2 separate regions of the Homo sapiens genome follow, and region 2 is linked to region 1. The links are chromatin loops, found by intact Hi-C in ENCODE. Cell type or tissue: Caco-2. All regions are shown on one strand. Each heading gives the region's core, and the rest is flanking DNA. Links, peaks and the distances in the headings are about the cores only. Region 1 has its middle 79 kb from the start of MEX3C. Region 2 holds the start of LINC01630 (long intergenic non-protein coding RNA 1630).

Region 1 (15,620 bases), core at 8,733-11,232:
TATTAGATTTGCAAAAATTCAAAAATCTGATAAATCCAGTGCTAAAGACATAGAAAAATAAGTAGGAGCATAAACTGATGCAACCTTTATTATTTTTGGGGAGAGGGATATGGAATTTGCTCATAGCTATCAAAATTTTAAATGCTTATTCCTTTTGACCCAGCATTTAACTATTAGAAATTTATCCTACAGATATATTCCAAAATACGTTAAAATGCTCATTTCAGTGTTGTTTGTAATGCTAAAACCCTGAAAATAATCTAACTGCTCATTAATAGAATATTGATTGATTTAATATGGAACATCCATGCAATGGAAGGCTAGGTTATTAAAATAAGCTATTTAGATATGTATGTGTTATTACTGAAAGATCTCCAAGGTATTTTATTAAAAACAAAAATGTAATATTCAGAGCAGTGGGTAAAATATGATCACTGCTCCAGTTGTCTATTGCTGCATAAAAATCATCCCAAACTTAGTGACTTCAAACTACAGTTATTAATTATGCTTGCAAACCTGCAAATTGGGAGAGCTTGGCAGGAGCAGCTTGTCTTATTCCACCTGGAGTTAGCAGGATGGCTTAGAGGTTGGGGGCGACCTAATGTTTAGAGATGGAATCATGTGAAGGCTTTCTTGTTCACATATCTTGTAGTTGATGTTGGCTGTTGCCTTGAATGGGGCATCCTTATGTGGTTGTCCCGCTTGCTTACAGCATGTGGCTGAGTTCTGAGAACAAACATCTTAAGGCACAGGAAATGGAAGCTACCAGTTTTTGAGGTCTTGGTCCAAACACTTGGCACAGCATCGCTTGTACTATATTCTATTTGAACTTGAGTTAAGCAGTCAGTGAGCCCAGACTCAAGGGGAGGGAATTTAGACTTTGCCTCTTGATACAAAGAGTGTCAAATAATTTAGGGTTTATGTTTTAAAACCTCCGCAATCCCAGGTATGTAAAAATTTAAAGGCACACACATGTAAAGTACAGATATGTGCAAGATTTTTTTTTTCTTCCAGAGAGGCTGCAGAAAAAACTGTTGAAGTGGGTCCAGGCATGGTGGCTCATGCCTATAATCCCAGCCCTTTGGGAGGCTGAGGTGGGCGGATTACCTGAGGTCGGGAGTTTGAGACCAGCCTGACCAACATGCAGAAACCCCATCTCTACTAAAAATACAAAATTAGCCAGGCATAGTGGTGCATGCCTGTAATCCCAGCTACTCGGGAGGCTGAGGCAGGAGAATCGCTTGAACCTGAGAGGTGGAGCTTGTGGTGAGCTGAGGTCGTGCCATTGCACTCCAGCCTGGGCAACAAGAGCGAAACTCCATCTCAAAAACAAACAAACAAACAAAAAGCAAAAAACAAAAAACAAAAAACCTGTTAAAGTATGACTACTTTTTGGGTAGAGAAAACATGGGTTAAGGATGGGTTGAGCAGGAAAAAGAAGACTTTAATTTCTGATTTTTTACCTTATTACACTATTTGAGTTTTTGTCCATGAGGATATACTCCTTTTATTTAAAAAACCCCAAAATAACAGCAACTTATCCAGGATAAGAATGAAGTCTTTCCTTGGGCCTCCATGTCAAGTATCTTATTTTATATACACAGCAATTCTGTGAGGTCATTAGGGAAGGTATGACCATCCCTCTTGTATTAGTTCATTTTCTCTTACTTTTTTTGTGAGACAGAATCTCCCTCTGTTTCCCAGGCTGCAGAGCAGTGGCACAATCTCGGCTCATCACAACCTCTGCCTCCCGGGTTCAAGTGATTCTCCTGCCTCAGCCTCCTGAGTAGCTGGGACTACAGGCGTGCTCCACTATGCCCGGCTAATTTTTGTATTTTTAGTAGAGACGGGGTTTCACCATATTGGCCAGGCTGGTCTTGAACTACTGACCACGTGATCTGCCTGCCTTGGCCTCCCAAAGTGCTAGGATTACAGGCTTGAGTCACTGCGCCCGGCCGTATTAGTTCATTTTCATACTGTGATGTAGAAATACAAATACCTGAGACTGGGTAATTTATAAAGAAAAAGAGGTTTAATGAAATCACAGTTCCATGTGACTGGGAAGGCCTCACAATCATGGCAGAAGGTGAAGGAGGAGAAAAGGCATGTCTTACATGGTGGCAGGCAAGAGACTGTGTCTAGGAGAACTGCCCTTTAGAAAACCATCAGATCTCACAAGACTTATTCACTGTGATGAGAACAGCATGGGAAAGACCCACCCCCATGATTCAGTTACCTCCCACTGGGTCCCACCCATGACATGTGGGGATTATGGGAGCTACAATTCAAGATGAGATTTGGGTGGGGACATAGCCAAACCATATCACCCGTTTTCAGATGAAGATCAGAATCTAGGTCTCAACTTCCAATTGAATATCCTTTTCCACTTTTTAATTAAGAAGAACCCAGGCCTAGAATTTGGCCTATCTACTTGGAGGGGCCGATTTTGAATGCAGTTTTAACAGGTGCAGGGAAACTGTTCATGCTTGGTACTTGAACCTGAATCCAAAACCATAACAGTAACTCTCCCAGCGTCTAGCACATTGCCTGGAATCAGTTTGCTGAATAAAGGAATACAAAAACTCCTTATTATTCAAATCTATCCTCCATTCCCTCCACTCTAAATCACAGACATAATAAAGTGGAAAATTGACCTTATTTTACTCTTGTTCAGAATGCTTCAATGTGTGAACTCACTTTCTACAAAGGTGCCAAGAACTTATATTGGGGGAAAGGACAGTCTCTTCAATAAACCATGGCTGGGATGACAGGATATCCATAGAAGAATGAAACTCGACCCCTATCCCTAGCCATGTACAAAAATAAAATCAAAATGGATTAAAGACTTTAAGACCTCATACTATGAAACTACTCAAGAAAACATTGGGGAAAAATCTCCAGGATGTTTGTCTGGGCAGAAATTTCTTGAGTAATACCCCACAAGCATGGGCAACCAAAGCAAAAATGAACAAATGGGATCACATCAAGTTAAAAAGCTTCTGCACAGCAAAGGAAACAATGAACAAAATGAAGAGACAACCCATAGAATGGGAGAAAATATTTTCAAACTACTCATCTGACAAGAGATTAATAATCAGAATATATAAGGAGCTCAAACAACTCTACAGGAAAGAATCTAATAATTCAATAAAAAATGGGCAAAAGATTGGGATAGATATTTCTCAAAAGAAGACATACAAATGGCAAACAGGCACGTGAAAAAGTGCTCAACATCACTGACCATCAGATAAATGTAAATCAAAACTACAATGAGATATCATCTCACTCAAGTTAAAATGGCTTATATCCAAAAAACAGGCAATAACAAGTGCTGGTGAGGATGTGGAGAAAAGGGAAACTTCATATACTGTTGGTGGGAATGTAAATTAGTACAACCACTATGGAGAACAGTTTGGAGGTTTCTCAAAAAACTAAAAATTGGGCTATCATATGACCCAGCAATCCCACTGTTGGGTATATACCCAAAAGAAAGGAAATCAGTATATGGAAGAGGTATCTGCACTCCTATGTTTGTTGCAGCACTGTTTATTATAGCTAAGAGTTGGAAGTAGCCTAAGTGTTCATCAACAGATTAATTGATAAGGAAAATGTGGTACATATACACAATGGAGTGTGATTCAGCCACAGAAAAGAATGAGATCCAGTCATTTGCAACAACATAGATGGAACTGGAGATCATTGAGTGAAATAAGCTAGGCACAGAAAGACAAACATCACATGTTGTCAGTTATTTGTAGGATATAAAAATCAAAACTATTGAACTCATGGACATAGAGAGTAGAAGGATGGTTACCAGAGGCTGGGAAGGGTTGTGGGGGGCTGGGGAAAGATGGGGATGATTAATGGGTAAAAAAAAAAAAATAGAAAGAATGAATAAGACATACTATTTGATAGCACAACGATGTGACTACAGTTAATAATAACTTAACTGTACATTTAAAAATAACTAGAAGAGTGTATTTGGATTGTTTGTAACTTAAAGGATGAATGCTTGGGAGAATGGATACCCATTCTCTATGACGTGCTTATTTCACATTGCATGCCTATATCAAAACTCTCATGTACCCCATAAATATATGTGCCTACTATGTGCCCACAAAAATTAAAAATTGAGAGGTCAGGCGCAGTGGCTCATGCCTGTAATCACAGCACTTTGGGAGGCCCATGCAGGTGGATCACTTGAGGTCAGGAGTTCAAGACCAGCCTGGCCAACATGGCGAAACCCCATCTCTACTAAAAATACAAAAATTAGCCAGGCCTGGTGGTGCATGCCTGTAGTTCCAGCTACTTGGGAGGCTGAGGCATGAAAATCGCCTGAACCAGGGAGGCGAAGGTTGCAGTGAGCCAAGATTGCACCACTGCACTCCAGCCTGGGCAATGGAGTGAGACTCTATTTCAAAAAATTAAAAAGAATTAAAAAGCCAAAACTAAACCAAAACAACAACAGCAATGAAACAAAATTTTTCAATGTGTTCCACCTTCACCTGTAGAAAAAGAAGTAATCTAACATCTATGTTATGTTCCAGACATTATATTAAATGCTTTGCATGAATTAACTTATCTGATTTTTTCAATAACCTTGTGATGTAAATGCTATTTTTGTTTAGCGTCTCTATCCTACAGACGAGGAAAGCAAGACAAAGAGAAGTTAAATAATTTCTCACAGCTAATAAGAGGAAGAGCGAGGCCTTGCACCAAGGAAATCTGAAATCAGAGTCTGTGCTGTCAACCACTTCATTATCCTGCCTCCAAACTTCTTGTGCCATTGACAAGGTCCTCCACTGCTAACTGGGGGTACTGTAAGCACAAAGACAGTGAGATGGGAAAATGCATGGCGCGTTTGAGGAACAGTCATGAGGCCCAATTAAGCTAGAATGGAGCTGTCAACCTAAAAAAAGACATGAGAAAATTATCCCTAAATATGTTGAGTTTAATCAGGAATAAGAAATAAGGATTATAATTCAGAATGCATGGAATGGCAAACCACCAGTGCATTGAGGGAAGGATAAGAGGAGCTTTTATTAGCAAAAAGAGATTTACATAAGCTGCTTAGAAACAGAGTTCATTGGTTCCTGAGGTTCAAAGCCAGAGTTGTCAGTTTATTGGTAGAGATCCTGTTACTGGGCAAGTGTTCTTCAGAGAACATCTTATCTGAATTACTGCAGTCCTTCAGAGTGTCTAGTGATAAACTTTATCAAATCAGGAGATGCATAAAGGATGTGAAAGGGTTTCTTATGGGGTTTTTAGAAAGTCCTTGGAAAGAGTTCTTATCTCAGATGTGTAAACGGGAGTCCTCTCCTTCATACCTTCTCTTCCTGGCCCTATTTTGCCTGGGTCTGACAAACGCAATTTCATCCTGGTATCTGCATCTTTCACAGAGCCAACAAAGGGAAAAAACATAGTTACTTTATGACAGAGAAATAGGCAGGGGGAAGATCATAGGGGCTTGCTGACCAGGGTAAAGAGTTTGGAGTTTATTTAATGTGGGATGGAAAATCCTTGGAGGGTTGAAAGCAGAAGAGTGATAAAATTTGTTATAGCTTTTTTTTTTTAAGTAAAAAAATTTTTAAAAAAATCTTTTTTTTTGTAGAGTTGGGAGACTCAGTATGTTGTCCAGGCTGGTCTTGAACTCCTGGCCTTCAGTGATCATCCTTCCACCATGTGAGCCACTGTGCCCGGCCATTTGACAGTTTTTTTTTTTTTTTTTTTTTTTTTTCTTGAAGCAGAGTCTTCCTCTGTTGCCCAGGCTGGAGTACAGTGGCGTGATCTCTGCTCACTGCAACCTCTGCCTGATGGGTTCAAGTGATTCTTCTCCCTCAGCCTCCTGCGTAACTGAAATTACAGGCGCCTGCCACTACTCCTGGCTAATTTTTGTATTTTTAGTAGAGACGGGGTTTCACCGTGTTGCCCAGGGTGGTCTCCAACTCTTGACCTCAAATGCTCTGCCTGCTTCACCTCCCAAAGTGCTGGGATTACAGGCATGAGCCACCACACTCAGCTCATTTGATATAGTTTTTAAAAGTTCCTCTGGCTAGCTGGGCGTGGTGGCTCATGCCTGTAATCCTAGCACTTTGGGAGGCCAAGGCGGGCGGATCACGAGGTCAGGAGTTCGAGTGTGCGGCACTGGGCCATTTCCTTCTTCTTGGTCCATTTGCCATTCCTTCCATTGTCTGCCCAGTGAACACCTATTGCCTTTTAAAACATAGTCACAGCCTCCTGTCTGAGGCTTTTTCCAACTCATCACCCTCAATAAAATTATCTCGTTCTTCTTTGCACCCCCACAGAACCCACCCTGAATATTTTATTTGACCACTGTGGATTAATACAAAAGTATATTTGGTTTTTGTCCCCAGTTCCTGGCACGGAGCCACTAAAACCCTTGGCATTTTCTGAGTGAGGGGAGTGTCTTTTGTTATTCATAACAAACCCCTTTCCATCACACCTGAGTTTATGCTAAGGAGGTGACTTACAGTGGGACCCCTAGGTAGCCTCAGGATGGGGCTGGTCACCAGAAAGAGCAAGTGATTAGAGGGTTGGAACTTTCAGCCTCACCTACCGACTTTGGGAAGGGAAGAGGTGAGTGCTGGAGATTGAGCTCTATAAACACTACTGAACAATCCAGAGAGCTTCTGGGTGGTGGACTCATCAAGGTGCCGGGAGGGTGGCGCACCTGAAGAGGGCATGGAAGCTCTGTGCATCACCCCTGCCGCCCCCTTCCTATCCTGCTCTATGCATCTCCTCCATTTGGCTGTTCCTGAGTTGTATCTTGGTAAATGTAAGCAAATTGCTTTCCTGAGTTCTGCCCACTGTTCTGGCACATTATTAAATGGGCTTATGGGAACCTGGAACTTTGTTGCCGAGTTGGACAGAAGTGTGGGTAACCTGGAAACCCAATACTTGCAATTGGCGCCTGAGGTGGGGACAGTGTTGTGGATCTCAGCCCTTAAACCTGTGGAGTCCGGGTAGTTAATGTCAGCATTGAATTGAGTTGAGTTGTAGGCCACCTAGTTTGTGTTGGAGAATTGACTGTTAGTATGGAAAATCCTCATATTTGTTTCTGACACCAAAGTATTGCAGAAAAAAAAAAAAACCTTTAACCACTAACTTATTTTTTTTGTGTTTCTGCCTTCCTTTTAATAACCATAAGCTCCTACGGAAATAGGAAAAAAAAAAAAGACCATACCACTGTTATTCCTGCATGCTATCTCAGAGCTGTCTGGTATATTGGACGCATTCAGTAAATATTTACTGGTAACTGAAAGAGCTAACTAATTCATATCTGAAGTTCATTTGGGTTGGTGGACCTTGTGTTGACGGTTTCAGTTTCTCACTCCTTGTTCTTTTATGATGCAATGTTCCTGAAATTTGAGAATTAACAATTTTCTAATCTTTATGAGCTTTAACTTAGTTATGATACGGTGTAATATTTTACATTTAAGGTCTATATTTATCTATCCTGCAGCATGCACTTAGCTTTCCTGATAGATAACTGAGTTAGCTCCTTAATTAAGTAGTCTTTTTCCTTTTTTCCCTTATATTGCCCAGCAACTGGTCTTGGTGTGGCTACAGTTTCTCTTATTGAGTCTGGGTGGAGACAAGATGGGACTTCAAAAATCCTGTGGCTTTTCTCCAAGTCAAAGCAATCCCATCAGGGTGAAGTTTTTGGGCAGCTGTCGGCTCAGCTGGGGCCAGGCTGGAGGCCTGAGCTACTGTCTGTTTTGCTGCATTCTTGGCTGAAGGCCAGGCTGAGTTTCTTCTGAACTTGGATAGTGGCTTAGGCGAATCTGGCCTGTTCAGCAATTGTCAGGTTCCTTGGTTAGAAGAGTAGCAGCCTCTGGAGATTAGGGGGGAAACGTTCTCCACAACCTGGCCAATGGTGGGATGTTACAGTGAAAGCACATTTTTGACAGAATTCTGCCAGATATACAAGCATAAAAATAGTCACACATTGTGCTCCTTAAACTCAGGGGAGGCCCCTCTCACTGACTTCATCAAAGGGTTACTTAGAGGTGGATGCTATGATTTCTGATGACTTTGAAGTCAAGTCAATCCCAGAGCCTAAGATTGGCCATCCTGGCTATCGTACATCATTGCAGCCACTTTGGATTAAAATGTTAACATGAGATATTGGTTGGAGTCCCTAAATTGTGGGGACAGACACTTTCTCTAATGTTTTCTCCAACGGTATTAGATCCTGGGCTTGCCTGTTCCTTGCACTTCATTCATGTAGGCATGGGAGGGTCTGCGTAAATTTTTCTCATTGTGATAAAATATACATAAAATTTACTATTTGAACGGTTTTAAACTATACAGTTTTGTGACATTAAGTACATTCATCATGTTGTGCAACCAGCACCACCATGCATTTCCAAAACTTTTTTATTTTCCCAAACTGAAACTCTATATCCATTAGAAAATAACTCTCCTTTCTCCCTTACTCCCAGCCCTGGGAAACCACCATTCTACTTTTTGTCTCTATGAATTTGACTATTCCAACTACCTCGTATGAGTTGAATCATGTAATATTTGTCCCTTTGTGTCTGGCTTATTTAGCATTAATGTTTTCAAGGGGCCTGGATAATTTTTATGGCAACCTTATTCCTTGAACATCACTCATTTTGCCAGTGTCAATTATTTCGAACATCCTTCATGCTATTTTACAAACCTGTGGTGTGGACTTAAGTAACAATCAGTATTTGAGGGGCTGAGTAGCCACCGCTGGATTGTGAATTTTTGCTTGGGGTTCTTCATATGCTAACGAATCACCCTTGACACATTACATAGCTCATTCCAAAGTCTTTTAAAAGTAAATGACCACACTGACACTATGACATAGCCAAAATTCAGAAACTCCTGACAGAGGTAAAGTAATGAACATCATAAAGAAGGGGCTTACCACTGGATGTCAGGATCACATTTTGGTCCTGTGAGGCAGGGGGGTTTTAGAGATACCTAGAGTTTTGCACAAAACTCTCTCTTTCGTGTGTGTGTGTGTGCGTGTGTGTGTGTGTGTTGTTAGGGTAAGAGTTCAGGACTTTCATCAAATTCTAATGAGGTTCCTGATCTCCCTAAAAAAAGTTATGTCATATTGAAAAGGGAAATTCTATTTTCTATAAAGTTTTGAATACAAAACAATAGAATAGAAATAGATAGCTATAAGTAGATAGAAAATAGAAAGCATAGGAATAGAAAGAACAGAAATAGAAGGGAAAAATTCTATTTCCTATGTTTGCTATAGTGTTTTGGAGAGAACAGATGGAAAACAGTCCGTATATCCAGGTTGGGTGAGAATACTTGGAAGTATTTCACTGCGTGTGTGTGTGTGTGTGTGTATGTGTAGGGGGATTCCTTAGTTTTCTTATTTATTTATTTATTTATTTATTTTTGAGACAGGGTCTTGCTCTGTCATCCAGGCTGGAGTGCAGTGGCATGATCACAGCTTACTGCAGCCTTGAACTCCTGGGCTGAAGCGATCCTCCCACTTCAGCCTCCTGAGTAGCTGGGACTACTGGCGTGCACCATGACGCCTGGTTTCCTTAACCTTAATTATGTTATGGCCTTCAGTATAGGAGCCCATGCTCTGTAATTTCTCTTATTGGAGCCAGTGATTTTACATCAGGCTTGCAGCCTTAAAGCTTTTCCTTACCCACAGGGCAGCCCCATCACACACCTCTAGGGGGCACTGTTTGCTTTCATCCTCTATGACTGGCACCTGCTGGAGATGGGCAGTGCACTTTCATCCTCTGGCATGGCTGATGTTGGGCAGTGCACTTTCATCCTCTGGCATGGCTGATATTGGGCAGCGTTGACTCCCAAGGCTTTCTTGTGAGTACAAAGGCCATGGGTCTTCACCGATCCCATCTTTCTCAAGGCCAATCTACTCTTTCAGAGAGATATGTTTAGCATGGGCTGTGGAAAAGATCAAAGAATCAAGAATAGAATTCTTGCCTCTGTGTTCCAAATTAGCAATGGGATTCTTGGTATTTTGAAAATATTTTTACAGTGATTGGCTAATGAAGGAGCCCATGGAGATAAATAACATCAGGAAGCTTTCAAGGCTAATAATACCTTAATTTTCTGTTGTAACCTTTACTCTCTAGACTTCTAATCGATATGCCAGTTTAGCAAGCTGATGTAAATATTCTTTCCTACTTGGAATGCTCTTCTTCACTATGCCTGTTTAATTTCTCTACATCCTCAAAATCCCAGTTCAAGTCCCACCACCTCCAGGAAGTCTTCCCTCACCACTTTCATCCACAGTCACTGTTCCTTCTTCTGAATTTGGTACTACTCAGAGCCTGCATCTCACTATTAGCATTCACCTAGTGTGCACTGTTGGTTTTCTTTTTATATGTGTGTATTAGGAACTATTATCTTGTCTAATTCTCATCGCAGTTAATTTTTGTTGCTCTGTGGTCCTCTTTTCCCACTGAGGATGTGGCAGCTACTATCAGGGGGTGAAGAATTAGACAAATAGCCCTCAAGACCACCCTCACTTCTGATACCAAATGTAAGTTCAGGGGGTTCCCAAGACCATCCCCACATTTGGTCATTTGCTAGAATTTTCTAGAAGGATTCACAGAGCTCACTGAAGGCTGTTATACTCATGGTTACAGTTTAGTACAGGGAAAGCATACAGATGAAAATCAGCCAAGGGAAGAGACATGTAGGGCAGGGTCCAGGAAAATTCCAAGCATGGAGCTTTCAGCCATCTTCTCCTAGTGTCATGGACAGTGTTACTCTTCCAGCAAAGATATTTGATAATACATATGGAGTACTGCCAACCAAGAAGCTCACCTGAGCCTGGGTGACCAGGGTTATTTTATTTTAGAAATAGGGTCTTGTTCTGTCATCCAGGCTGTGGTGCAGTGGCACAGTCATAGCTCACTGTAACCTCAAACTCTTGGGCTCAAGCAATCCTCCAGCCTCAGCCTCCCAAGTAGCTGGGAATACAGGCATGCGTCACCATGCTTGGCTAATTTTTAAATTTATTTTGTAAAGGCAGGGTCTTGCTATGTTGCCCAGGCTGGTCTTGAACTCCTGACCTCAAGTGATACTCCCACCTCAGCCTCTCAAAGTGTTAGGATTACAGGCATGAGCCACTGTGGTAGTCTAAGAGTTTGTACTGAGGTTTCATGGTCAACTTTCCACATGGCTGACCTCAGGTTCCAGTTCCTCTAGAGATTGAACTGATATCATATGACTCAAATTTTCACTATAAATCACACTGTTGGACTTTCTGGTGTAGTCCAAAGTCCCTTAGAAAACAAGGACACTGTTATCAGGCAGGACATTCCAAGGGCTTAGAGATGACTGCCCAGGGGCCAACAGCAAAGTCCAGACCGCTCTTTGAGCAAAGTTAAATCATTTACTACACAGTGGGCTTTGCAAAATCTAACTGAAGACTAGAGATCAATTTCAGTTCCTGACTTCCCAGATAGGGTCTCAGGTACATTTCAGAGATAATAATCAGGATTTTCATTTGCAAGATTTTTATGTGCAGAGCCAGCTTCTTTGGGAGAAGTAAGGTTTGTGGGTTCTATGTGAATCAAAGCTGGAGGATTAGAGTTTTGAGTTTATTCATGTTAACAATAGGAGAGGAAATTAGGTAGGATGTCATATAGAGCAATTTCTCACCATACAGGAAGGCAGTAAAGACCCTTTCTGGGCTGGAAGGAGGAGACTGGGAGAGAGAGAGAAAGGAGACAGGAGAGAGGTTCTCATTTGCCCCACTCGTGGGGTTGAAATCAAGGTGTGGGGACAGGTGGGGTCAAAGGCGGCTCAGATGCATTTAAGGATCTGGACACAGAGGGTACACTTGCTCTTCCTTCTGTCTGGAAATCTTGGACACCAGCTCAGAGAGAAAGACCTGCACAAACAAACTATAAAGATTGAGCACACATGAAGTTTTTTGAGTTGTAAGCAAACAGCATCCCACATCAAAATGGCAGGTGTGGGACAATGTGCATATCCATTGTTATGTTGCATGATCCATAGATGAACAGGAATCTGTCCACATCAATGGCAATGGTTGTGTTATTTATTTATTTATTTATTTTTGAGACAGAGTCTTGCTCTGTCACCCAGGCTGGAGTGCAGTGTGCGATCTCGGCTCACTGCAAGCCCTGCCTCCCGGGTTCATGCCATTCTGCCTCAGCCTCCCGAGTAGCTGGGACTACAGGTGCCCATCACCACACCCAGCTAATTTTTTTGTATTTTTAGTAGAGACAGGGTTTCACTGTGTTAGCCAGGATGGTCTTGATCTCCTGACCTCGTGATCTGCCCGTCTCGGCCTCCCAAAGTGTTGGGATTACAGGCGTGAGCCACCGCGCCCGGCCTGTTATTTTTTTAAGGCAGAGTAGGCAATTTACATCTTTTCTTGTCTTTCTTGGTTAGGTATCTAATCTCTAAATTAAAATAGTTGTGGCCAATTATATCTGATCACTTATGACTATGTCTTCCTTGCTTAAATGTTGTCAATAAAACTCCCTGTTTCTTGGCCCAGCATTCAGGCCTCCAAAGTTTGGCCTCTGCCTTCCTGCCTGACTTCATCTTCTATTCCTTCTCCTTAGACAGTGCCTGCTGTAACAACATACTGCAAACTGAGTGGCTTAAACAGCAAATATTTATTTCTCACAGTTTTGGGGGATGGAAGTCTGAGACCAGGGTGCCAGCAGGGTTGGGTTCTTGGTGAGGGCTCTTTTCCTGGTTCACAGGCAGCCATCTTCTTGGTGTGTCCTCACACTGGAAAAAGGAGAGCTGACTAGCTCTCTGGCTTCTTCTTTTTTTTTTTCTTTTTTAGAGACAGGGTCTTTCTGTATTGCCCAGGCTGAACTCAAACTCCTGGGCTCAAGCAATACCCCTGTCTTAGCCTCCCAAGTAGCTGGGACTGCAGGTGTGTGACACTGTACCTGGCTTCTGGCCTCTTCTTATGTCAATGAAAAGAGTCAAACTGTGTAAAATATTTGAAGAGATTTACTCTGAGCCAAATGTGAGGACCATGACTGATGACACAGTCTGACGAGGTCCTGAGAACATATACCCAAGGTAGTTGGGTCACAGCTTAATTTTATACATTTTAGGGGGAACAGAAGTTACAGGCAGACATCCATCAATGCATGTAAGGTGCACGGTGGTTCAGTCTGGAAAGGCAGGACAACTCCAAGTGGGGTGGGGTGAGGTGGAGGCTTCCAGGTCACAGGTGGTTTCAAAGGTTTTCTGATTGGCAATTGGTTGAAAGAGTTGATTCTCTCCTAGATCAGGGAAAAGACCTGGAAAGGGAAGGAGATTCTCTAGAGAGTAATTTTCCCTACAAGAGGCAGCTTTGCAGGGCCATTTCAAAATATGTCAAATAAATAAATTTTAGGGCAAAATACTTCGATTTCTTTCAGGGCCTACTATCTATCATGTGATGCTATAGTAGAGTCAGGTTGGAATTTGGTATCTTATTGCTGCAAAGAGTCTGTTTTATCAATCTTAAGATCTCTGCTTTAATGTTAGCACTGACAATTTGTGCCTGAATTCCAAAAGGAGGAGGGTATAATGAAGCATGTCTGACTTCCGCTTTCCATCACAGCCTGAACTAGTTTTACTTTGGAATGCCCTTGGCTGAGAGGGGGGCTTCATCAGTCAATTGAAGGGCTTAGAATTTTATTTTTGGTTTACACATCTAAGAACACTAATCTCATTCATAATGGCTCCACCTTCATGACCTAATCATCTCCCAAAGACTCCGTCTTCAAATACTGTTGCTTTGGGGTTAGCATTTCAACATACAAAGTTTGAGGGGATACAAACTTCAGTCCATTGCAGATAAACTACTCTCAGCTAAATGGAACTCAGCAGTTCTTGAATGCACTACCCCATCTTTTTGCCTTTACTTAGACTGTTTCTTCTTCCTGGACTGTCTTTCCCCCATTTCTGTCAGGCTTAAATTCCACTTCCTCCATGAAGTCTTCAACTTTCCACACTGGAAGTTAGCCTCCCATAGCACAGTGTCTTTACTTCTCTTACAGGATTTTCAAAATGTACCCATCTGTCATTATCTGAGTATAAGTCACATACCTGATTGTTAATTTCTGGAAGGCAAAGATTATGTCTTTCTTTCTTTCTTTTTTTTTTGAGGTGGAGTCTTGCTCTGTCTCCCGGGCTGGAGTGCAGTGGTGCGATCTCAGCTCACTGCAACCTCTGCCTCCTGGGTTCAAGTGTTTCTCATGCCTCAGCCTCCCTAGTAGCTGGGATTACAGGTGCCCACCACCACACCCAGCTAATTTTTTGTATTTTTAGTAGAGACAGCATTTCACCAGGTTGGTCAGGCTGATCCTGAACTCCTGACCTTAAGTAATCCATCTGCCTCAGCCTTCCAAAGTGTTGGGATTACAGGCCTGAGCCACTGCAGCCGGCCATGTCTTTTTTTTGTTTTGTTTTTTTTTTAAATCTCCATGTGTCTAATAGCACTGGGCTCAGGGCCCTGCATACTCGAACACTCACTGAGGGTCTGCTGAACTGACTCTCTCTCACAGATGCAGACACACATGGGGAACACATGTATTTTCAGACTAAGTCTTCTACTGTCTGGGAGTGTTAGGGCAAGAGGAGTAAAGGTGTCATGATCTGGTAGGAGCTGAGGCTGTGTTCTAAAGGGAGAGGAGGGGAGGGGAGGGAGCCAAGAGATGGCTGGTAGGGTTTGCCATTTGAGTAGACTTGTCTTTAGGTTGAGTGGCTTCAAAGTTCTAGAGCCAGAGATAAAAAAAAAAAAGCTGGGAGTTTCTCCATCACACCTTTGCAGTCAAATTTGGTTAGCAGGCAAGGGGTGTGAGCTGGAGTGGGGGTAGGCCCCATGGGAACTGGGGAACTTTGCTCCTTACTCTTGGAAATTCTCCAGAGTAGACAAAATCAGTGTCCATTGTATTATCCTAAGGTTTAACATGTGGTAGGACTTCAAGGAGTCCAGGGACAAAGGTCAAGAACTCACTATTCAAAAAAAAAAGATAAAAATAACCTATAACTATTTTCTGAAATATTTGTTCTCAGCAGTAGTCAAAGAACTGTAAATCCAGACAACGAGGTTGTCTCTGCCTTTTATTTTGTCCATGTGTGGGTGAGGTATGGGCTGTTCCTTTGTGCATTTTACTTTATTTACTTTGAATCAAAAATTTTTTCTTTTTAATAAACATCAGGGGAAAGCACACACACAGTCCCCCACTACCACAAATTATGCAGCTGAGTTTCCCGCATTTGGGATAATCGCAGGTATCAGCACATCTAGAGTGCAATGGATAAGCCTCACCCTGGGAAAACCACCTTTGTGATTGTGGTATCTCCTATGCCAGGTGCTTTGTGCGTTTTAATACACAAACGTAAAATTGATAGAAACTTGGCCACTTTATCTATTTTAAAAGCTATTAAAAAAACCTGTATGTTCTTTGATCTAGAAATTCTACCTCTAGAAATTTATCTTTAAGAAAAGGATAAATTGTGCATTTATGATAATGCATAAAAATCTGGCAAACATGTTCACAGCAGTCCACTTTTTAATAATAATAATATATATATCCTAAATATGATTATAGGAATTGAATAAATAAACATTCTTACCA
Region 2 (15,620 bases), core at 7,859-10,358, 110 kb after region 1:
TGTCTGACATCACAGCTGTCTGTATTGGGGCCTCAAATGGAAACCCCTGAATGATTATCATAAAATCATGTTCTGTTCCCCTTTGCCCTGTACCTTATTCACTGGGAACTTTGGGAGTTTTGAACAGACTCATAGATGGGGAGATTCTGAGAGGATGAACATGCAGGACCTGTGGTTTTAGCTACATGCTCCTCAAAGTGAGTCTCAGGCTTTATCTGCTCTCGGTTGCTTTATCATCACTATGTCATAGATAAGGAAACTGAGGCTTGGAGAAGCTATGTAAGTAATTTCTGAGTGTCAGATAGGTACTAAATGATGGAACTAGCAACCCTGGTCCTGGTAATAATCACTTTGGAACACAGCCTTCTAAATGGCCCTCCCTTGGGGTGGGGGTGTTTTGTGAGCCCCACTTCCAGGAATGCAAGCTAAAGACATCACAGCTAAGACATCTCAGGAGGGAGTCTGGCCCTGGAGACTAGGGATCCCTACTGTGAGAACTTTGAGAAGCTCCGTATCCTCTCTGCTGGTTATGATTCTTGCCCCTTATCTGTTGCAGTGTAGAAATTAAGAGTGAAATCCTTGACATGAAAAGGGCTTGTACACTTGTCTTCGGGAGCAGGATGAAGAAGGTGATTCCTTGTGTATGGACAGGATTATAGGAGAAGACGGAGAGGAGAGTGGGTGTGGTGGCCAAGAGGCAGAGGGCAGGAAGGTGGGGAGGATGTGGGCCCATCGTGGTGCGGCTCTGGGCTTAAGCAGGAGCCCAGGCCATGGCAGGACAGTGCAGTATGGACCCGGCTGGCTTCATGGGCTCCAACAGTTGCACAGGGCCCCCTGCTTAGCAGGACCCTGTGTTTGGTTTTATGCTCTGCTGCCACGATCTTGAAATTCTCAATAATTTTTGAACAAGGGAACCTGTGCTTTTAATTTGTAGCAGGCCCTGCAAATTATGTAGCGGGATTTCATAACATCTTTTTTTACCCTGCAGTGCCTGTTGATGGCCCCCTACTGGTGGCATTTCAGAAGGATGGAAAAGGACTGCTTCACTAGTGGTGGGAAGCAAAAGCAGTTCAGGATGAGAATGCGATTTCCCCAAGAAGAGAGTGTGGTAGTTTTCGTTTCTGCTATATATATATATATATATATATATATATATATATATTTTTTTTTTTTTTTTTTTTTTTTTTTTTTTCTAGAGACAGGGACTTGCTCTGTTGCCTAGGGTGGGGAGCAGTGGCACAATCATAGCTCAGTGTAGCCTCAAACTTTTGGGATCAAGCGATCCTCCTACCTTAGCCACTCAAAGTGCTGGGATTACAGAAGTGAGCCACTGCACTTGGCCAATTTTGGCTAGATTTTAAAGGTCCAAATGTAGTGGTATGTCTTGGGAATAGGTTCTAATGGAGGTGGAGAGATTGCTAAACAATACCTGGAGCTTTAGGTGGGAATAGTGGGTTTGCTGGGCTGAGGGGCAAGGAGCACTAACCCAGGGAAACCATCTCGGGGAAGGACTGATGTGGAAGCTGCACCTATTGAAGACTTACAGGAATTTCATAGCTTTTCCTCCTGCCTCAGCCTCCTAGTAGCTGGGACTAGAGGCACCCGCCACCACTCCCCACTATTTTTTTTTTGTTTTTTGTTTTTTTTTTGGTATTAGTAGAGATGGGATTTCTCCACATTGCCCAGGCTGGTGTCAAACTCCTGGCCTCAAGGGATCCACCCACCTTGGCCTCCCAAAGTACTGGGATTACAGGCATGAGCCACTGCACAAATCGGCCTGTTTCCCAAGCTTCTTTATTCTGAGCCTTAGCCATCTCTTGTGTAATGGAGATAATAGAAAGCTCGAAGTGTTAAAGCAAGGATTACATGACCCAACACATAGGTAACACCAAGGGCATGCTGAGCACTGGCCAGGCCCTTGGCTGATGTCCATTTCCTTTCTGTCTTACAACACCAAGGGTGCTTTGAGCTCCAGGTAGATAGAAAGCTGCATGTATTTATCTGGGTAATTTGGGTCAATGTCTACTATTTAGAAGCAGGTGGGGCTTGAGTATGAATTAGCAGGTCTGGCACTTTATGTGATGATGGTGGCACATCTAACAATTCTTTTGTCATCTTCATGGCACCGCTTCCAATTACAACTTTGTTCCAGCTGAGCAAGAGATGTTCTAGGTGGGAACAGTTACTGGAGAGGCTCCATAAAATCCACGTGGAAGCTAGAGTGTGACTCTCAACAGATTCAACTACTTTAATTTAACCTACATGAATATTGCCTCCGGGGGGATCCTGTTTTGGGGACCAATCTATGTTATGCTGGATATTGTATTGGGGCCTTTCGGAGGTTTGTGTGTGTGTGCGCACACATGGGTCAATTTTGTTCTTTTATTATTATGTAGTCTCATAATCTGTTATTTGGATGTAGTCAAAGAAAAAATGAATGTAATAGACTTCCTGTTCTTTCAAAAGCAAATATTTTTTAGAAGCATGCTCTTCATTTTGTTCATTATTTATAATTTTCTCTGATAGTAATAATTTAATGTAATACATGTAGATTAAGAAAGAAAGTCCTCAGATGAATCGGCCTTAGTGTGTGGATGAAGGGGATGTCTTTTTGACTAATAGTTTCTTCCTGTTTAAGTGTTAAAATTTGTCTAATTTCTCAGCTAACACTGGACTAGGATTTATAGGTTATGTGAATTTCAAATAAAAACCAAGCCCACACAAAGCAAATCAAATTGTTCCATTTCTAAGTTCTTATTTTTACTTTAAAAATTATGCAAGTAACTGTATTTATTGTTAGAATAGGAGAAGGTGTAACTTAGTAAAAAAGAAAAAATAGGAGAGAAAAATCTTAATTTCTTTCCTTTACTTTACTTTACTCTTCATATTTTGATACATAGATATTTCCCGCCAAATGTGATTACACTATACATTCTGTTTTGGTATCTTCTTTTTAACACTTACCAATATATTATTGATATTATTTCTTGTCAACTAGTGTACAAGTTTTCTCATATTACAATTATTATACTTATCTTAGCCCAATTCCCTATAGTTGTTTATACTTTTAATAGCTATGGTTTATAGCACCAGTTGAAAGAGAAACTGGTTCAGCAGAAAACGTCACCTATCTTTATGGTTGTTTATACTTTATTTTTTTGAGACAGGGTCTTGTCCTGTTGCCCAGGCTGGGGTGCTCTAGTGTGATCTTGGCTCACTGCAGCCTGGACCTCCTAGGCTCAAGTGATCCTCCCATCTCAGCCTCCCAAGTAGCTGGTACTTTAGGCATGCACCAACACACCTGGCTAATTTTTGTAGACACAGGGTCTTGCTGTGTTGCCCAGGCTGGTCTTGAACTCCTGAGCTCAAATGATCAGCCTGCTGCAGCCCTCCAAAGTGTTGGGACTACAGACGTGAGCCATCATGCTCAACCCTGTTTATAATTTTAATAGCCATAGTTTATAGCACCAGCTGAAAGAGAAACTGGCTCAGCAGATAACTGTCACCTCTCTCTCTCTCTCTTTTTTCCCCAGAGAACCTTGTCTTGGGCTATTGGTAGCCTGTAGATAAATTACCCTTGGATCAAGTGACCATCCCTGTACAATAAGAGTTGGCTGAGGAAGAGGATAGACTGTGAGCAGGAAAGATCCCCTAGAAAGGCATGTAGGTATAAAAGGATCTTAAACTAAATATATGTCTATCATATATAGGATGGATTTTTTTTTTCCCATTTTTCTTTAACTTTTTAATTGTGTTTAACTCTACCCTCTTTCTCTTCGTTTTTTCAGCCCCAGTAACACAAGTGTTAACTTTATTGACAGTATCACAGGTCCCTGAGGATCTCTTTGGTCACTCTTTTTCAGTTTATTTAATTTCTGTGTTTCAGATTTGGTTATTTCTATATTTCTGTTTTCAAGTTCACTGATTCTTTCTTCTGTCATCTCCATGCTGCTGTTGAATTCATCCACAAAGTTTTTTATTTTGGTTATTGTACACTTCAGTTCTAAAGATTCCACTTGGTCTTTATATCTTTTTTTTGTTGTTGAGACTTTCTAATTTTTGCATTTGTTTCAAGTATAGGTGTAATTGCTTATTGAAGCATTTTTATGATGATTGTTTTAAAATCTCTGATAGTTGTGTTATCTTGGTATTGGCATCTGTATTAGTTTCCTAGGGCTATTTCCTAGGGCAAAAAATTACAACACATTTGGCAGCTTAAAACAACAGAAGTGTGTTCTCTCACAATTCTGGAGCCCAGAATTCTAAAATCAAGTTGTTGGCAGGGCTGTGCTCCCTCCAAAGGCTCTAGGAGAGAATCTTCCCTTGCCTCTTGCAATTTCTAGTGACTCCAGGCTTGTGGCTGCATAACTCCAGTCTCTGCCTCTGTCTTCACATGATCTTCTCCTCTGTGTTCATGTGCTCTCTCCTGTCTCTTATGAGGAATGAGGATGCTTGCCATTGGATTTTTGGCCCATCTGGGTAATCCTGGATGATCTAATCTCAAGATTCTTAATTATATCTGCAATTATATCTATTGTTCAAATAAAGTGACACTCAAAGGGTCCATGAACTTACCTCTTTTTAGGAGCCACCATTCAACTTACACCAGCATCTGTTGATTATCTTTTGTCTTTCAAGTAGAGATCTTCCTGGTTCTTGGTATGATAAATGCTTTTCAATGGAAACCTGGATACTTTGGATATTATGTTGTGAGGCTCTGGATCCTATTTAAAATTTCTGTTATAGAAGGTTTTTATTTTGACACAGCTTTGGCAAAGGAAGAGGGAGCACTGTCTCATTATTGCCATGTGTGGTTCTAGCCCAGGTTCCCCTCTGGCTTTCCTTGCAACAGAGGATCCTTGTTACTGCTGGGTGGGGTGGAAGTTCAGGGTCCCCACAAGGCCTCTGCTGGTTCCACTCTGGCTTGGAAGGGCAGAGGTTCCCTGTCATTGCCCCTACATGGCTTCCAATGACACCGTGGAGGGACAACTCTTTACAGCTGGATTTGCTCTCCATTAGGCCACCTCTGACACAACCACAGCAGGGAGGGGAAGGGAAATCTTGTTTCCATCAGGTCAAAGTGGAAGTCCAGGCTCTCCACTTAGCCTTGGCTAGCAGGGGTAAGGCCACAGTTTTTCTGTGGTGTTTGAATACAATAGAGTGGTTATTGACTGTATTAGTCCATTTTCACACTACTATAAAGAACTACCTGAGACTGGGTATATTAGTCAGAGTTCTCTAGAGGGACAGAACTAATGGAATATATATATAAAGGAAAATTTATTAAGTGTTAACTCACATGATCACAACATCCCACAATAGACCATCTGGAGGCTAAGGAGGAAGGAGAGCCAGTCTGAATCTCAAAACTGAAGAACTTGGAGTCCAATGTTTGAGGGCAGGAAGTGTTCCAGCACAGGAGAAAGATGTAGGCTGGGAGGCTAGGCCAATCTTTTTTCACATTTTTCTGCCTACTTATATTCTAGTCACGCTGGCAGCTGATTAGATTGTGCCCACTCAGATTAAGGATGGGTCTGCCTTTCCCAGCCCACTGACACAAATGTTATTCTCCTTTGGCAACACCTTCACAGACACACCCAGGATCAATACTTTGTATTCCTCAATCCAATCAAGTTGACACTCAGTATTAACCATCACATTGGGTAATTTATTTAAAAAAAAAGTTTAATTGACTCACAGTTCTGAATTGCTGGGAGGCCTCAGGAAACTTACAATCATGGCAGCAGGTGAAGGGGAAGCAAGGCTTGTCTTACATTGTGGTAGGAGAGAGACAGAGTGAAGGGGGAAGTCCCACTTTTAAAACATCAGCTCTCGTGAGAATTCACTATCATGAGAACAGCATAAGGGAAACTGCCCCCATGATCCGATAATCTCCCACCAGGTCCCTCCCTCAATATGTAGGGATTACAATTCAAGATGAGATTTGGGTGGGGACACAGAGCCCAATCATATCATTGCCTAAAAGTTTTTGTCCTGCTCGGCTGCCCATTCCACATTCTTTGGGCTAGAGAGAGCAGGCTTTTCTTGGGCTTTTCTGTCTGCACCTGATGGCATTTCTGGGTTGCTGGCTTCTCCACCATCCAGGCTGGGGTTCATGAGACAAAAAGAAAATCAAGGAGCTCACCTCAGGTCCCAAAGTCCTTAGCCCCTCTGTCTTCTTCTTTTTTTTTTCCTTTTTTGAGAAGGAGTCTCACTCTGTTGACCAGCCTGGAGTGCAGTGGCGTGATCTCAGTTCACGGCAACCTCTGCCTCGCAGGTTCAAGTGATTCTCCTGTCTCAGCCTCCTGAGTAGCTGGGATTACAGGTACCTGCCACCATGCCTGGTTAATTTTTGTATTTTTAGTAGAGATGGGGTTTTACCATGTTGGCCAGTCTGGTCTCAAACTTCTGACCTCAAGTGATCCACACTCCTGGGCCTCCCAAAGTGCTGGGATTACAGATGTGAGCTTCCACGCATGGCCCAGCCTCCTGCCTTCTTCTCTCCACCCTTCAGGGTTTCCTCATTTATATATATATTCCAGAGATTTTAGCTATACTAAATGGAAGGAAAGGGGAAATTGGTGTTTACATGATATAAAGAGTATTTACTTTTTTTGGAGTCAAATTTTTTTTTTTTTTTTTTGCTTTCATTGTCATGCTTCCCCTCCTAAGAACCACATAAATATTTATCTATTTTTAATGCTTTTGTAGTTTCATCTTTTATATTTGTCTTTAAGCAAGTGTTTATCACAGTCTGGCTTATAGACTGTAGTTTCTTGGTCCACCTAAGAACTACTGAATCAGAATCTCTGGGAGTCTCTCTTTTTACAAACTCTCCAGGTCATTAAATATCAACCAACATTTGAGATCCACTTCTTCATCCATTCAAAAAAATTTTTTGGTGTAAGTTGTAAGGCAGGCCTCTCACCTATTTTTTTTTCCCTAAGTGGTTAGTCAATTGCCTTAAAACCATTTATTAAATTATTCTATTTCCTTCGCTGACTTAAAATGCTACCATGATAAAATATTAAGTTTATATATATAAATATAAATATTTGGGTCTGTTTCCAGATGTTCCATTTTGCATCATTGATCTGTCTGACCATTCTGGCGCCAGTAACTTACTCTCTTTAATTGCTGTAACTCTAGTCTGGGTAGATTTCTGAATGTTGCCCTGCACCAGCCTCTAAAAGCCTCATAAGAAACCATTTGCCAGGAGAGAAGTAGATGACTCATATGTGAAGATGCTTTGTAAATTGCAAAGCGCTCTGGCCTTTCAGCCTACCCTTGACACTAGCACTTCCTAAAACACTGATCTCATCCCTTCCCTTCCTGACTCTAAAGCCTTACTCAGAAGATGAAGCTCATTATCCTGGCATTCAAGGTCTTTCCTTCACCACCTGGTCCCCATATCCCCCTTTTCAAAATGACCGTCCACTTGTCTTCAATACAATCCTCTTTAATCAGGTTTGCCTGTGATCTGTTTTTCAAGACTTGCCTGACACATTTCTTGCATTCGATCTTATTGTTTTCTCTACCATGAAGTACATTCTTTAAAATTACTTACCGTCCTCCAAGGCCAATCTCCTTCCAGAAAGCTTTTTATCTGAATTTTCCAGCTTTCCTCGTAGCATCCACTTTACACTTAGCATACATTGAGCTATGACAGCTCTCCTCTGATGCAATTACTTTTGTTATTTGTGTTTTCTGGAGTGTGTATATCATTTCACTCAACAGTAGTGTAATATTCTTACCCACAGAGGCTTTGCCTTCTCCTTCTTTGTGTGTACCTGCATTTCCCCTAGTAAAGTGTGACACACACAGCAGACATTCACTCAATGTATGTTTACTGGCTAAATAAAGAAAGGGTACTATTAGATCTCAATGAAAGTCTGTGATTGTTTTGTATTGCTCAAACCCAGACAGAGGATTGGTCATCTTGCTTCATCTATTTTCAGGTATGTGTTCAGTTCAGAGAAAAATCATAGGTAAATGTTGTGTTCTGAGATAATCACTGCTTTATACTAATCAGCTAGACAATGATCTCATGGGATACAATGGTCCTGTGCAGAGATGTAGAAACCCAGGAATTTCTTCTTCACATCCTTGCAAAAATCGCCCTGCAGCTCAGAATGCTCTCTATAAGACAGGATAGAGATTGTTTTAGGATGCTATTGTCTTCCCTGCCCACAGTCCCCTCAGAGGGGGAACTTACTCACAGAAAGCCCTTGTTGTCTCAGCTGCTGTTCTTTTTATCACTTGATTCAGTTTCTCCCTGGCCACAGCTGATTGGACTTAACCATAGCAGCTGATTGGACTTACCGTACCAGCACAGAGATAAGCTGAGCCAATCAGGGTCTTGCTTGGGTGAATAGAAATGAAGAAACACAAAAGAAAGCTGCCAATTGGATATGGGTATTGTAGCTGAAACGTCTTGCGAGCTGAGTCAGGGTCGGGGAAGCTGTGATGGCAATGAGAAGTCAACACACTGAGGATGGAGAGAAAGAAGATGAGTCTGGGAGAGAAAGAGAATGATTCTTCTGGCCGAGGGAAAGCAAGAATATCTGTTCCTGCAACTGCACTGATTCTAGAAACACTCTCTATTCGAACTCTCATGAGGTAACTTCTTGTTCCTTAATTCTGGGTCTCCTCTACTCCTGTTCTTGACTCCTCATGAGATCATTTGAGCTTAGTAATAAACCCCACTTATCTTTACCAGGCTTGAGGGAATGCGTGTGTGTGGGGTCTCTGCTCCTTTCAACAAAATTATCCTCTATAAAATAGGTGGCACTGGGGGAATGGTTATCAGCTGGGTTTTTTTTTTTGTTTGTTTGACAGTTTGTTTTTGGTGTGGGGGTTCCTGAAGAATGTATATTTAATTGTAGTATTAGTCACCTGAGTTAGAATAGCTGGATGATGAGTGTTTTAAAAAAATACTGCTTTTGGCTGGGAGTGGTGGCTCATGCCTGTAATCCCAGCACTTTGGGAGGCCCAGGTGGGCGGATCACGAGGTCAGGAGATCGAGACCATCCTGGCTAACAAAGTGAAACCCCGTCTCTACTAAAAATACAAAAAATTAGCTGGGCGTGGTGGTGGGCGCCTGTAGTCCCCGCTACTCCGGAGGCTGAGGCAAGAGAATGGGGTGAACCTGGGAGGCGGAGCTTGCAGTGAGCCGAGTTCGGCGCCACTGCACTCCAGCCTGGGCGACAGGGCGAGAATCCATCTCAAAAAAAACCAAAAAACAAAACAAAACAATAAAAAACATTGCTTTCAATACACTTTTAAGCTTTTAATACTTTTTTCATGAAAATTTTCAAATATTGAGACCAGTAGAAAGAATAGTAGAATAGGTATCCATCAATCTACCACCTAGATTTAACACTTATTAACATTTTTCCCTATTTGCTCTATCTCCGTATTTCTTTTCTGTTGTTGGATTATTTTAAAGTAAACTACAGATATTGTAATATATTTCCCCTAAGTACTTCAGTATGCATCTCTAAAAGAGGTGTGTTCCTACATGACCACAATACCGTTGTCACATAAAACACAATTGGCAGTATTTTCTTAATGTCATTAATAACCTAACTATTAAGAAAATAGTGCCAATTGTGTTTTATGTGACAAGCATAAAAAGAAGAAAAATTGGGACTCATTTAAATAGTCCCAATTTTCCTCAAAATGTCTTTTATAGATGCTTCTTTTCACACCTTGATATAAAGATGGCACGGCATTGAATTGTTAAATTTTGTCCTTCAAGTCTCTCCTAATCTAGAAGTGTCTTCCTCTTTATTTTAAAGGAAGAAATTAGGCCAGATATTTGGCAGACTGTCCTACATCCTAGATCTGTCTGATAGTTTCCTCACAGTCCTGTTTATCTTGTTTCTCTCTTCCCAGTAATTCCTATACAATGTAAGTTACATTTCAAGCCAACTCTCTTCCTCAGCCACCTCTTGTAGTACAGGGATGGTCACTTGATCCAAGGGTAATTTATCCACTACATTTTTGGTGATAATAGCTCAGAGGTGGTTATGCTGTGTATTTCATATTGCATCACAGCAGGAGGCACTTAATGTCTGGATGACTGTCCCACTATTTGTGATACTGTGTTGGTTACTCTGTTCAAGGTGATGACTGCCAGATCCCTCTATTGTAAAGGAAGGCATCTCCTTTTGTGATAAGAAAATAAGCTATGGGTGATACTATTGAGTTTTCCATTAACCTTTCACCTAATGATTTTAGTATCTACTATTGATTCTTTCTGGAATGGATGAACTTTGTCACTAACTAATATTTTCTGACAATAGGATAGGCTACAGGGAGACTGAGAAGCGGAGGCATGAAATCTTCTTTGTTGGAGATTGTTATGCATGTTACTATTATTATGGATATATGTATTGTTATTTATTGCAGCCTAACAAACTGTCCCAAAATATAGTGACATCAAACAACAACAATACATTTATGATCTCTCCTGGTCTCTGTGGGTCAGGAATTTGGGAGGATATGGCTGGGTGCTTCTAGCTTAGGGTCTCCAATGTGGTGGTCGTCAGATGGGGCTGGAGCTAGAAAAGCCGGAACCTAGATTATCTGGGGACTGGCAGGGAGTTTTTATCTTTGTGTTATCTCAGGCCCACCCTGTGTCATTTCTCTGCATGGGGTGGTTTGGGTTTCCTTGCAGCATGGTGTCCTCAGGGTGGTAGGACTTTACATGGTGGCTGGTAAGGACTGAACATTTGTGTCCTTCCAAAATTCACATGTTAAAATCCTAACTCCCAAGGTGATGCTATTAAAAGGTGGGCTCTTTAGGAGGTGATAAGTCATGAGGGTGGAGCCCTCTTGAGTGGGATAAGTGCCTTTAGAAGAGGTCCCAGAGAGAGCTCACATGTCCCTTCTACCATGTGAGGATACAATGGGAGGATGTCGTCTATGAACCAGACACCAAATCTGCTGGTGCCTTCATCTTGGACCCCCCAGCCTCTAGAGCTGTGAGAAATAAGTTTCTGTTGTTTCTAAGCCGTGCTGTTTATGGTATTTTGTTATAGCAGCCTGAGCAGACTAAGACAGGGGCTCAGGGTTCCAGCGTGTTTCCAGTGAGCTGGGTGGAAATGGCTTTGTCCTTTGCAGTTGGCCCTTGGAAGCCATGTAGCATCACTATACAGTACTCTATTGGTTGACCAGTCATGACAGTTGGCACAGATTCAAGGGGAAGGGACACACATCCCACTCTTGACAGTGAAAGTGTCAAAACATCAGCAGACATGTTTAAAAACACTATATTGTTTTTATGAAGTAAGCATATACATCTGTATTTACTAATATTTGCCTTTAAAAAGGATCTGCATAATTAATAATTGAGAAAAACAGAGCAATTAAAAATAAGACAAATAATAAATAATAAATGGATCAAAGAAACAGATATACCTGCCATCTGGACAGATTATAGTTCCAATGTAAAGGATGAAGGACTTAGGTGTTTGTAGCTCTAGTTGCTGGGTAAAAGGTTGTTTACAAATTTACCTGAAGAGTTATTTTTTTCCTCTTGACACTGAATTTTAGAAGGACTTTATTAAATGTATTCTTTCATCAGGGCCATTGAGAAAGAGAACCGTCAATGCCTGGCTTTGGTTGTTCAGAAGACAGAGAAATACTCTTTAGGTGGACACTTGTGAAACAATTTCTCTGGGAAAACAGAAACTCGAATACCAATATTAGCTTTTGATTAGTTTCTGCAGGGGAACTAAGATAAGTTGTGAGTATGTTGCCTTCTGAAGATGTAGCCCCTGCTCTGGTAGGGTCTTGCTCAGGGAACCTTGGCAAAAACTTGTCAACTCCGGCCACACATTATAATCACAGGATGGAAGCAACTCTTACAAACCCACATGCCGAAGTTCATTTATCAATTATGCAATTGTATTCTTTAGACCAATTGAATACAATCTCTGGGGGTAGGATATCGGCATTAGTATTTTTTTTTAAAACTCCACAAGTGATTCCAGTGTGTGATCAGGATCTAGAACCATTGCTTTAGAGCAGGGCTTGGTAAACTGTTGTGAAAAGGGCCATGTAGTAAATATTTCCAGATTTGTGGTCATACTGCTTCCATCCCAGTGCTTCAGCTTCGCCTTTCAGCAGGACAGCAGCCATAGACAATGGGCATGATGAATGGGCATGGCTGTGTTCCAATAAAACTTTATTACTGACACCTTGTTTGGGGACCAGTTACATTTCAGCTCTCTTTAATAGCATCATCCTTGTATGTAGAACCTCAGATGTGCAGACATGAAAGAAGGGAGTACATTTATAACTATTGTGACTGTCATGGGCATTTTGAGTGGCAATTTAAATTCTTCTCTTTTTTTCCCCAGAGATGACTTTATTACTCACAGCAAAAGCAGTAGCCAGAGTATCAGAATTTGTGCTTTTCCCCCTGAACCCCAGTTCCCACAAGGGTAAGAATTAGGTCCTGCATAGATACCTACACATGCAGTGGGTCATGTCATAAAAAACAATGAGGGTGGAGAACCAGCCATTCTATAGCAGGCAGTGGCTTACTTGCTCTTTTCCCTCAGCTCTGTTTTTTTTTTTTTTTTTTTTTGAGACACGGTCTCACTCTGTCACCCTGGCTGGAGTGCAGTGGTGCGATCTCGGCTCACTGCAACCTCCGCCTCCTGGGTTCAAGCGATTCTCGTGCCTCAGCCTCCTGAGTGGCTGGGATTACAGGTGGCCACACCACCGCACCCAGCTAATTTTTTTTTGTATTTTTTGGTAGAGACGGAGTTTCACCCTGTTGGCCAGGCTGGTTTTGAACTCCTGACCTCAAGTGATCTGCCTACTTTGGCCTCCCCAAGTGTTGGGATTACAGGCATGAGCCACAGCGCCCAGCCTTTCCCTCAGCTCTCAAGGTGCACATTGCAAATGCACCCCTGCAAAATGGCCCCAATAAAGAACCTTGCATTTCTGGCACATCCAGCAAGAATGTGCAGGAATGCAAAAAGCCCATGGAGAACCATCTCCCAACATCAGTACATGTCCCTGAAATGAAAATTAACCTGTCTCAGAAAGATATAGACAAGAAAATGTGCTATTACTAATGTTTTAAACTATATAAACTAACAACTACCTTTTGCCAAAACTTAGACTTGAGTATCTTTTGAAAAATCAGGTAATAGTGATATTTCCTTTTCAAGCACTATCCTGGTTCCTTATATTAAAACTAGACTCCATATCAGGATGACCAGAGTTTGAACTCTGGAGGCATGGCCCATGAATACAAATATCTTTTCTGTCCCCTACCATTTCTTTTCTTTTTCTTTTCTTCATTGTTTGTTTTCTTGTCCCCTACCATTTCTTATTGCTTTCTAACAAAATTAAAATTTCTAAATTATTATATATTGTCTTTTATTTTAAAAAAGGAAGGGGGTTAATTCACAAGCTTATATATTTCTTTGCACAGCTTCCCCCCACCCCAGCTCTCCTCCCACCACAAATCTTCTGTCCTTAGGACATAGATCTTTGGAACTAGGAATGACATTAGAGATTGTTTCCTTTCTGGTCCTCCAGAAGGTCTGTGACTTGCCCAACATGGCTAGGGCAGGAACCAGGAGGGCAGGACCAGAATTCTGGCCTCGAGTCCCCTGTCTAGAGATCAGCTAACTCTTGCCCTCTGCCTCCCTCCTCTCTGCATTCACACCTGATTCCTGCTTTACAACTTCCTCAAACACTAAGGTGTCCACTGACCCGGTCCTCTGTCTCTTTCTGGATCCAAGACCTTGAAATGACCTTGATTTGTTTTCTAGTCATTGTTAATTATTTGAGGATGGAGTAATGCATTGTCCTGCATTCTCCATCAGCTTACAGCTGATGGTGAGAAGTGAGAGGTGACACAGTTATTGGAGGGCAGGATTGGAGGGCCTCCAACTTACTGTGGTTTAACTTATGAATTTTAGACTTTATGACAGTGCTAAAGTGATATGTATTTAGTAGACACTGTACTTTGAATTTTGACCTTTTCCTGGGCCAGCGATTTGCAGAATGATGCTCTCTCATGATGCTAGGCAACAGCAGTGAGCCGCAGCTCCCATTCAGCTGCACGATCAGCAGGGTAAACAACTAATACTGCACTCTACAGTATACTGCATTCAATGAATTACATGAGACATTCAACTTTATGAAATAGGCTTTGTGTTAGGTGATTTTGCCCAACTGTAGGCAAATATAAATGTTCAGAGCATCTTTAAGATAGGCTAGGCTAACCTGTGATGTTCAGTAAGTTAAATATATTAAATGCATTTCCAACTTGATATTTTCCACTATTGATGGGCTTCCTGGGAGGTAAGCCCATTGTAAGTCGAAGATCATCCATAGTCCCTTCAGATTCAAGTTCAAAAACATCCTTTTCTTCTGAAAATACCTTCACTTTTCTGCTTGTTAAGGCTGGACAATTTTCCCCTACCCCCAACCTTTTCCCAAATCCTTTTCTCTCAGACTTGGAAGACCCTACTCTCTCCTAGCTCTGTTTCTAGGCCTCTCTATTCTTTTAGCTTCTTTTAGAAGACAGTCCACATTGTGTTATTGTCAGTGCTGGCTTAATCCTGGGCCAGTTTCCATCTGTGTAATCTTTTGCGTAATCTCATCTGCTCTCACAATTTTGAATTCCAAAAATACTCACACAGCTTCCTTATCTCTGCCTGGTATTTTTGCAGTTGCCTACTAGCTAAAATAATCCATTTAAAATTCTTGTCACATGTCAAAGAATTTAGGGAAGAATGGCATTTTCAAATTTTGACTGCATTACTAAATCACTTTACACTGGATAAATCAGCTGTCTTTGACCTTATAACTTTTTTCTTTTAGTTATTTTATGTGCATGAATTTCCAGTTGTATGAGGTATAAGAATTATTAAATGAAAAGCTATGGAAATTTTTGAGATCTTGATTTCTTTTGGTTTTAATTACTGACTATATTCATAGTCTAGGTAATAATTTGATTTTGAGATGACTCCTATGAGCAAACACTGTATATATTCCTATATAAAAAAGGTTAATTAAAAAATCAAATATCATTTCTCATCTGTTAAGCCACCCTTAATTGTTAAAATAATTATTTTCTGTCTTTGTCATGCTTTGGCAAAACTGGTAGCAGTGCAAATTGAAATAACATTTTTAGAAAGCCAGTTGGCAACATTCAAAGGGATGTTTTTACAATAAAAACGGAAGGTGTATCTTACTGTGTTTGAATGTAATTAAAATGTTCAGAGAGAGAAAATGTTTAGAGGATGCAAGGATAGGGAGGTGGGATGTGGGACCTGATAGCACTGGGCTGGTTCAAAGATTATATTTAGATTTTCTATATGCTTGAGGATGGGGCTTTATGGACTCTAGAAGAAGTCTCACGGCTTTTTAATTTAACTCTGAGACTTTTGATTGGACCAAAGACTCCCTTTCCCAAAATTCCAACTTTTGCATTCTCCTGCCAAAACTTTCCGGTAGGAAATAATGAGATGGAGTGCGCAAAGCCTAGCAGGGGTGAGGCTCCTCCTGTCCTCTCTGTGCTCAGGGTACTGGGTCAGTGCTCTGGCTTGTAAGCTTTCCTCTGAGAAGCAGGAAATCAAAGGCAG

What was found. Hi-C counts contacts between places; a loop is a spot of excess contacts. Peaks named below come from ENCODE experiments on the same cell type or tissue, not always from the same donor. Only the 100,000 strongest peaks of a DNase experiment are listed, where the experiment ranks them.
Region 2: a loop joins it to region 1, with 4 times the contacts of the local background. A loop is called at or near these places in 14 of 110 quality-filtered maps.

The regions. Positions count from the first base shown.
Region 1 is chr18:51,268,536-51,284,155 of GRCh38, forward strand. It overlaps the pseudogene RNU1-46P. Among named protein-coding and RNA genes, the nearest start is that of MEX3C, 79 kb to the left of the region's middle. In Caco-2, for the core only: a CTCF peak has its summit at 9,675 (motif pointing right); no DNase peak of the experiment used is centred there.
Region 2 is chr18:51,383,639-51,399,258 of GRCh38, forward strand. LINC01630 (long intergenic non-protein coding RNA 1630) reads left to right here and starts at 8,404. Exons shown (of 3, transcript NR_040074.1): 1 at 8,404-8,619. In Caco-2, for the core only: no CTCF peak of the experiment used is centred there; no DNase peak of the experiment used is centred there.